2 separate regions of the Homo sapiens genome follow, and region 2 is linked to region 1. A link is an interaction called in ENCODE POLR2A ChIA-PET data of the cell type or tissue named here. Cell type or tissue: Panc1. All regions are shown on one strand. Each heading gives the region's core, and the rest is flanking DNA. Links, peaks and the distances in the headings are about the cores only. Region 1 holds the start of LOC105374837 (a long non-coding RNA gene). Region 2 overlaps TCF7L1 (transcription factor 7 like 1).

Evidence for each region. Peaks named below come from ENCODE experiments on the same cell type or tissue, not always from the same donor. Only the 100,000 strongest peaks of a DNase experiment are listed, where the experiment ranks them.
Region 2: POLR2A ChIA-PET joins it to region 1 with 8 read pairs; 3 of 35 experiments call an interaction of 5 or more read pairs at or near these places.

What each region holds. Positions count from the first base shown.
Region 1 is chr2:84,888,504-84,892,902 of GRCh38, reverse strand. LOC105374837 (a long non-coding RNA gene) reads right to left here and starts at 3,933. Exons shown (of 3, transcript XR_940309.3): 1 at 3,880-3,933; 2 at 3,333-3,417. RefSeq lists enhancers at 3,934-4,033, 4,044-4,113. In Panc1, for the core only: no CTCF peak of the experiment used is centred there; no DNase peak of the experiment used is centred there; H3K4me3 peaks cover 596 bases; H3K27ac peaks cover 812 bases.
Region 2 is chr2:85,144,272-85,148,670 of GRCh38, reverse strand. All of the region lies in intron 3 of TCF7L1 (transcription factor 7 like 1), which reads right to left. Among named protein-coding and RNA genes, the nearest start is that of TCF7L1, 13 kb to the right of the region's middle. In Panc1, for the core only: a CTCF peak has its summit at 350; no DNase peak of the experiment used is centred there.

The sequences.
Region 1 (4,399 bases), core at 122-4,121:
ATACTGTCTGTATATTATATACTGTCTGTATATTATATTATATACTGTCTATATATTATATTAATATATTATATATATTCTATGTAGAATATATTTCAAATTCTATATAGAATATATATTCATATATATGAATATATATTCTATATATGTATATATTCTATATATGAATATATATTCTATATATATTCTATATTCTATATATATTCTGTATTCTATATATATTATATATATTCTATATTCTATATATAATATATATTCTATATATAATATATATAAATTATATATAATATATATAATATATATATTATATATAATATATATAATATATATATTATATATAATATATATAATATATTATATATAATATATATTCTATATATAATTTATATATTATATATTATATATATATAGAATATAGAATATATATATCTATATATAATTATATATATCTATATATAATTATATATATATTTATATATATAATATAATATATATTATATATAAAAGAGGATATAGTAATATATATATCTTCTTCCTCATATATGTAATACATCTCCTTCTTAAAGAAAATGCTAGCTGGTAGTGAGAGGTGGCAGTACAGGGAAATGGGTGAAAGTTTGGACTCTAAAGGTAGACTTTGTGAGTTTGAATCCAACACCTACTAGATGTACAACCTTGGCCAAGTAACTTAACCTCCCTGTGCTAAGCTTCCCTGATCAAGGGCTGCACACAGGGTGGCTCCTGTTATGTGGAGATACTGGGTGACTGGCGTGTTCATGGCAGTTATTTTATGAAAACTATAAAGTCTCAAGCCCAAAACGTATTTTAATAAAACGGTATATATATGTATACAAGCACCAACTGGAAAAAATAATATTATTGCTGTCCTCATTTCTGGGAGGCTGTAAAGCGTATTTTTCTTAGTAGAGAAAGACCTTTCCTTGGAATAAGCGTGTTCATGCACTTTTGGAGAGAGGCTCCCTTTTAAGCCGGGATTCTGGCCCATGAGGAAGTTCTACAGGGGCCATCACAAGAAGGAAAGCAGATCTTTGACGCTCCCATGGCCACGGCGCCCTATGGTCTGCAGGGGGAGGGGACCTGGGCAGACAGTCTTCCTCAGCTAAGGCCACTAAGATTAGTCTGTGAGGCCAGGCCCCGTATTGATCGCCATTCATGTGGCAAAAGGAACTTCCTACCCAGGAAACAACAGATCTCTGGCAAGAAAGAAGGAAGAAGGAAAGAACACCCCACACTTCCTTTACCCAGGTCATAAAATGACCAGTTGCCAGATGCCAGGACAGTATTCCGATAGCTGATGGGGCCTCGGGGGCCAAGTGGAGGTCACGGCAGTCAGCCAGCCAGATCAGGGCAGGGGTTGCTGTTAGCATGTTGCATCTCTTGGAAAGACTGGCCAGGCATGGGGGCTCAGCTCTTGAGGCCACTGTTACTAATGAACGAGTTGGACTAACAAGAATGGTAATCCTGAGGTTTTCTGCAACATTCATTTTCTTCACTGCCCTATTCCCTGCAGCATTATTTATGATCATGAAAAATGGCAAACAAGCCACGCTGTGGGAAGTTCTTCAGGCATTAGGAAGAATCAGTAGATTGTTATGTTTTGAAGTATAAGGCACACTCTCAATTGGAGTGGCCACATAATACATGCTCAAGAAGTAGCCAGTTTTAAAAAAATCATTAAAATTTAAGAGATTATCAAAGATGTGCTTGTTATTTTATGTATGTATGTATGTACATATGTATGTATGTATTTTTGAGATGGCAGAGTCTTGCTCTGTGGCCCCGGCTGGAGTGCAGTGGCGAGATCTCGGCTCACTGCAGCCTCTGCCTCCTGGGTTCCAGCGATTCTCCTGACTAGCCTTCCGAGTAGCTGGGATTACAGGCGCCTGAAACCATGTCTGGCTAATTTTTGTATTTTTAGTAGAGACGGGGTTTTGCCATATTGGCCAGCCTGGTCTCCAAGTCCTGACCTCAGGTGATCTGCCCACCTCGGCCTCCCAAAGAGCTGGGATTACAGGCGTAAGCCACTGTGCCTGGCTTGTACTTGTTATTTAAAAAAAAAAAAAAAAAAATCAGAAATACAGAAGCGTACAGAGTAGAAGCAGAAAGACCCTCTTTCCTTCCCTCCCCCACCCCACACCCATCTCACTCCCTCCCCAGATAAGTCATTAATTTGCTGTCTTCTCATTCTAGAGTCTGCAGATCTACCGCATTTGTAACTTTCAAATTCTAAGGATTGTTTCATTGTTTTAATGTTTCAGTGACCAGCTCACTGATTCCCTAACTGCGGTCTGTATGCGCGTGTGTATTGAGTCAATATTTCCCAAGAACAGATTCCTTTCCTGGAATTTCTAGGTGCTAACTGCCTTACAAAAAGCTTTCACAGCTGGGTGCGGTGGCTCACGCCTGTAATCCCAGCACTTTGGGAGGCCGAGGTGGGTGGATCACCTGAGGTCAGGAGTTTGAGACAAGCCTGGCCAACATGGTGAAACCACATCTCTACTAAAAATACAAAAATTAGCCGGGCATATTGGCTCATGCCTGTAGTCCCAGCTACCCTGGAGGCTGAGGCACAAGATCACTTGAACCTGGGAGGGGGAGGTTGCAGTGAGCCGAGATCGCGCCACTGAACTCCAGTCTGGGCAACAGAGTGAGACTTGATCTCAAACAACAACAACAACAACAACAAAATAAAACTGAAACAAAACAAAATGCTTTTACTTTCCTATTGCATATTGCCATGCTTCTATTTTTGCCAGTTTGAGAGGTGGAAATGTACCTGTTTTAATTTGCTTTTAAACATTATTTTATTTAAAAAAATTGTGGTAAAATATACATAACATAAAATTTACCATTTTAATCATTTTTAAGTGTTCAGTTCAGTGCTATTAAGTACATTCACATTGTCAGGCTATCATCGTTATCCATCTCCCACATTAATTTGCTTTTATTTCATTAGCTAGTGAGTATTTTTTCATTTCTTCATGCACTATTATATTTCTCCTTTCCCTCTCTCATTTTCTTCTTTCCCTCCTTTTCTTTCTCCTCTTACTCCTCTCTCTCTTTTTTTTTTTTGTCTTTTTATGATCTCTGCCGATTTCCCAAATAGCCTGATAACCCTTTTTCTTTCTCTTTTTTAAAAATTAGGAGCTTTCTACATTATGTGTATTATGTTTTGTCAGTTTTCATATATTCTGCTTGGCTCTTTATATATTACATTAGTTATTGTCTTTACAACATCCCTGCAAGACAAATATTCTGATTCCCATTTTGCAGATGAAGAAGATAAAGTTCAGAGATGTTATGTGACTTACCTAAGATCACACAGCTAGTAAGTGGCACAGACAAGATGTGACTCCAGTTCTGTCTGCTTCCGGGGCCCAAGTCCTTTTCACAGTGCTCAGGACAAAAGGAAACTGCGTGAGATGGTGATACTCTACTAAAGGCAGGCAAGACTAGAGGACAGTGGGAGTTCAAGAGACTTCAGGGGGAGGCTGGGGTAAAAGAGTCTGGGGGATCTAGAAGAAGCTGATGTTCCTAATCTTGGAGGAAGTGAGAGATAGACTCCCTTTCCCCCTGCTTCTCTTGTTGCCTGAAGGACCACTGAAACGCTGATGAAACTGGGGGTCTTATGAGTATTCACCCTCCATCACCACCAGCACTGTGGCTGTGGAGTTGAGGCCAGAGGGTGTGGTCTAGAGGCCCTTTCTGGGTGCTAATTCCGGGAAGTTTCTTGTTCTCCCTCTTGCCTACATCCAATTAACCTCCAAGTGCGGTGGATTTTACTTTTATGATAGCACTTCTCTTTGACCCCTGCCAGAGCCTGGTGCAGGTCCCTCTCATGTCCCCTCACTGTCTTACCACTTCTGCTTTCACTTTCTCCAGCTTCCCTTCCGTGCTGCTGTCTGAGTGATCTCTCTAAAGTGTATGTATGATTACACAATTCCCCTGCTTAAAACACTTTGATGGCTCTGCCACGTCTTCAAGATATGGGCCAAACTCCTCATCTCAGCTCTGGGGCCCTTCACTTCCAGCTCCTGCTATCTCTCTGGCTTACCCTTACCTGCCTTGATCTATGTGCAACAAGACTGAATTCCATGAACACAGCCAACTCTCTCTCATGCCTCAAGGCCTTTGTCTCTGCTGTTCTTTCTCACTGGAATGCTGCTTTCTGGTTAACTCTTACTCAGATCTGAGGTTTCTGTTTAGTTGACATTCCTGTAGAAACTCTCCCTAGAATGACGGTGGGGTCATGGGCTGTCATGGACCCTCATCACACCACCCACACTACCATCCTGTAATTTCCTTTTTGTGAAATTTCTGTCTCTCAATCTTGGCTGCATATTAGAAATGCCAGGGCAGCTTTAAGGATGCTGATGCT
Region 2 (4,399 bases), core at 136-4,135, 260 kb before region 1:
TAACATTTCTAATTTCTTTTTATATCCTGGAGATTCTATGATGCTGATATTTCATTTCAGCCTCGAACAACTCCTGATTTTAAAACACAGTCCATTCAGACAAAATGTTACTTCAGTGCTTCTCAAAGCATTATCTGTCCCCATTTATCATTATGACTATCATTATCCCCATTCTCCCTGAGGGGGGCCCTGGGGCATAGGGACACAGCCAACTCATGACGCGGCTGGGATTCAGTGCTCTGCAAACCCTGGTCAAAACCCAAGTTCCAGACCCCCCTAGACACACTGCCACCTGGAGGGACAAGGGGTGGCCTGTTAGTAGAATATTCTCCATCCCTCAAGCCTTGGGCTTCTTTCTTTCCACACAAGTTCCTCTCCTCTCTTTCCATGCAAGGTCCAAGGAACTGCTTATTAAAGGGCTGTCTCAGACTCCACAGACTCTCCCCATCCCAGCCCCTTCCTGCATTAACTCTCCTTTGCATCATCTGGGAACACCCTTGTGAAGATGACCCATTTTCCACTCCAAAGCTTCAGCACCAGCGTCTCACTCTCCCTAACAAGGATTTTATAACAAAAAAAGCTTATGTTGTAAAGTAGAAAGCAAAGTGTTTTCAGCTCATGCACTCTAATACTCCTACTATACTCTTACCCTCCCATGGTAACTCTCCTCTATGCATCCCACCCAGAACATAGTTTAAGTCAATAACATAATTAATAAGTAAAAACTACAGACAGTCCCTAACCTATGATGGTCCAACTTAATATTTTTTTGACTTTACGATGGGTTTATCCAGATGTAAGCCCATTTAAAGTCCAGTCGCATCTGTATATCCAATGTAAAGTTACACCCACACATGCACGAGGATGTGGGGCTGGTCAGGAGTATGAGCGAGGCAACAAACTAAGGCACCAAACAGATGCCCACCATTATTACATATGGTGTATAGATTTAACACCCAGACACCACCACGTCTGCCAGTGAGTGGATCCCCAAGGGCAGCTTCATCCACAAGTGGCACAGGGGCTACACCTTAATGCTAGGGTCCTGGGGCCCCTGGCCCAGCTGGGACCACCAAGATCCTGTCCTCCTCAATCTCTGGGACTGGGGCTCCCCTCCCTCACTTTCTCTGGAATCCCCTTGGACCCCAAGAGCCAGGAGTCCCCTCCCTGTCTTTCCTCCTCTCCCCATCTCCACCTAGCGCCCTACCACTGCCCTCATCTAGGAGGTGCTGGGGTTTGGGTTCCCACAGCATCACGTGGGGAGGGGTGGGGAAAGAGTGACAGGTGGGAGGGGGACACACAAGCAATCCCTAGTTCGGGTTGTATGGAAGATTCCACAGAGTGAGGACAGGGTGAGAGTATTTTGCTACCCGGACCCCCCACGAAAAGCTTCATCATGGACAAGAGAATAAGGACCTGCTGCAACCTTGGCCTGAGGTGGAGGACACGGCCTAGGCAGACTGCAGGGTTTCCAGATGTGAGACTACAGGGACTTTGAATGTGGCTGAAGAAATAGGCCTTAGTTTATTTATCCTGGGTTTTTAATTCCGAACTTTTCCAAACATACAGAGAAGTTGGGTGAATAGATTGATTGCCCGTGTATCTCCACCTAGAACTGTTAACATCTCACCTATGATATTTAAGGAACCAAGTGTACCACCTCAAAATATCATAAGAAAAACACAAGGGAATTTGGAGATTGGGAAAAACAGAATCAATAGAGCTGCACAGTGCAGAAAAGCAAAGAAAGATTAAGATAGCAATTAACACCACCTCTGAGACTGTAAATCAACCAGCTATTAAGGCTCTGATTCTACGTCAGGTACTAAAAATGCCTCCTAAGTGAAAGGGATAGAAATGCCACTGAAGCCAGGCACAGTGGCTCACACCTATGATCCCAGCACTTTGGGAGGCCGACGCAGGCAGATCACCTGAGGTCAGAACATCAAGACCATCCTGGCTAACACAGTGAAATCTCGTCTCTACTAAAAATACAAAAAAATTAGCCAGGCGTGGTGGCAGGCGCCTGTAGTCCCAGCTACTCAGGAGGCTGAGGCAGGAGAATCGCTTGAACCCAGGAGACGGAGGTTGCAGTGAGCCGAGATCGTGCCATTGCACTCCAGCCTGGGCAACAAGAGCGAAACTCCATCTCAAAAAAAAAAAAAAAAAAAAAGAAAGAAAGAAAAGAAAAGAAATGCCACTGAAAAGAATATATGCTGAGGGATGTTACTCATCTTTTACTTCTACACACCATTTCTTTGAATCTTGCCCCAAATGGCATTTTCATGCATTGTCACGTCAATTTGGCTCTCAATTTTCAGTGGAGGGAAATTGCAGCCCAGTGGAACCAGAATCCCCCACAGCTGGAATGCTGGCTCTATCACCTTCTGGGGAGGTGACTCTGGGCCTCTGGTTTACTGTCAAAGTCTTGGCTTCCTCAAGGATAAAATCGAGGTGATAATATCAGATGCACAAGAATTCAGTGTAGGAAGAGTTAGAACAGCGTGATATAGTGCCCTGGAACACTAAAGGTGCTTATGGGGCTATTTTTTAATATTGATGTTTAAATATTCATGTTGTCAACAATCAACAAGTGAATCGCTTATTATGAGTCAGGTGTTAGGTTTTAGATAAAGAAGTATTTCAAGGTGCATCATCTCAGCTGGGCTCAGTGGCTCATGCCTGTAATCCCAGCACTTTGGGAGGTCGAGGTGGAAGGATCACTTGAGCCCAGGCATTCGAGACCAGCCTGGGCAACATAGTGAGACCCTGTCTCTATTTTTTTTTAAATAAACAAAAAATAAAATAAAATAAAATAAAATAAAAACATAGCAAAAAGATGTGCATCATCTCCGGAGCACTGCTGGCTGTGTACTTCCCTGAGTGGTAGAAGATGAAGCTTTACCACTGTAGAGTGCAGCTGGACCCTAGTCCTGTTTCCATCACTCCTAATTGTTTGCCCTTGGGCAGGTCAACAACTGCCCTGAGCTTGTGCTCCTCACCTGTTGGGTGGGCGGGATGGTTCCACCTAGCTCAGAGGGCTAGAGGACACTCCCGCAGGGTCCTTGATAAGAATCTCAGGGACTAACACCCAACCACCTCTAGAAGGTATGTCTTGCAAATCCGGCTGAGTTTAATGACCCTGACATATCCTTTTTTGGAATTTACAGAGGGGAGTGTAGTCCCAAACATCAGAAAGCACTACTGCCAACAAATCTGGACTTGTAAATTGATCTGCTTTTCATACCACTCATTCCTACTTCATTTTTCTTCCTCATTATCAATGAGATCCATCTGTTCCTTAATCACAGTTGCCATCTCTCAAACTTACACCTTTCTGCTTTCTCCACACATTCTCTATGGACATTCCTACATATAATAGCCCCATTCACTTTAATGAGGTCTAAGATATTTATCTAAGATTTAGTGCCTTGCAATACCCAGGTCTCTAGGATGGCTTAGGTAGGACCCCAAAAGCCTCCCAACTTCTGTCAACCATATCATAAGCCCCCTTTGTTAATCTTTCCACCATGCTATTATTGGAAAGTAATTTGGGAAGTAAAGGAAAAAGTATGGAATGTCATGATTTCTTTTTTTTTTTTTTTTGAAACAAAGTCTCGCTTTTTTGCCCAGTCTTGGCTCACTGCAGCCTCTGCCTCCCGGGTCCAAGCAATTCTCCCGCCTCAGCCTCCCGAGTAGCTGGGATTATAGGTGTGTGCTACCACACCCAGCTAATTTTTTGTATTTTTAGTAGAGACGGGGTTTCACCATGGTGGCCAAGCTAGTCTTGAAATCATGACCTCAAGTGATCCTCCCGCCTCGGCCTCCCAAAGTGCTGGGATTACAGGAGGGAGCCACTGTGCCCGGTGGAGTTTCATGATTTCTAACCATCTTAAACATACATACACACACACACACATACACACACACACACACACACACACACACACAGAGAGAGAGAGAGAAAGGGGGATGGGAAAGAAGACAAATATCCCCTCTGCAATTCCCAAAATAACTGTGTAAATGTTTAGTATGTATTTCTTTATTGTTCAAAAAAAATTTTTTTTTTGAGACAGGGTCTTACTCTGTCACCCAGGCTGGAGTACAGTGGGGTAATCTTGGCTTACTGCAGCCTCAACAGCCTGGGCTCAAGCAATCCTCCCACCTCAGCTTCCTGAGTAGCTGCGATTACAGGCACACGTTACCACTCCTGGCTAATGTTTTTTTTGGTTTTTGTTTTTTTTTTTTTTTTTGTAGAGACAGGGTTTTGCCAAGTTACCCAGGCTGGTCTCGAACTCCTGAGCTCAGGCTATCTGTCTGCCTCAGCCTCCCAAAGTGTGGGGATTACAGGCGTGAGCTACCACATGCAGCCTAGTATGTATTTCCTTAATGGTCAATT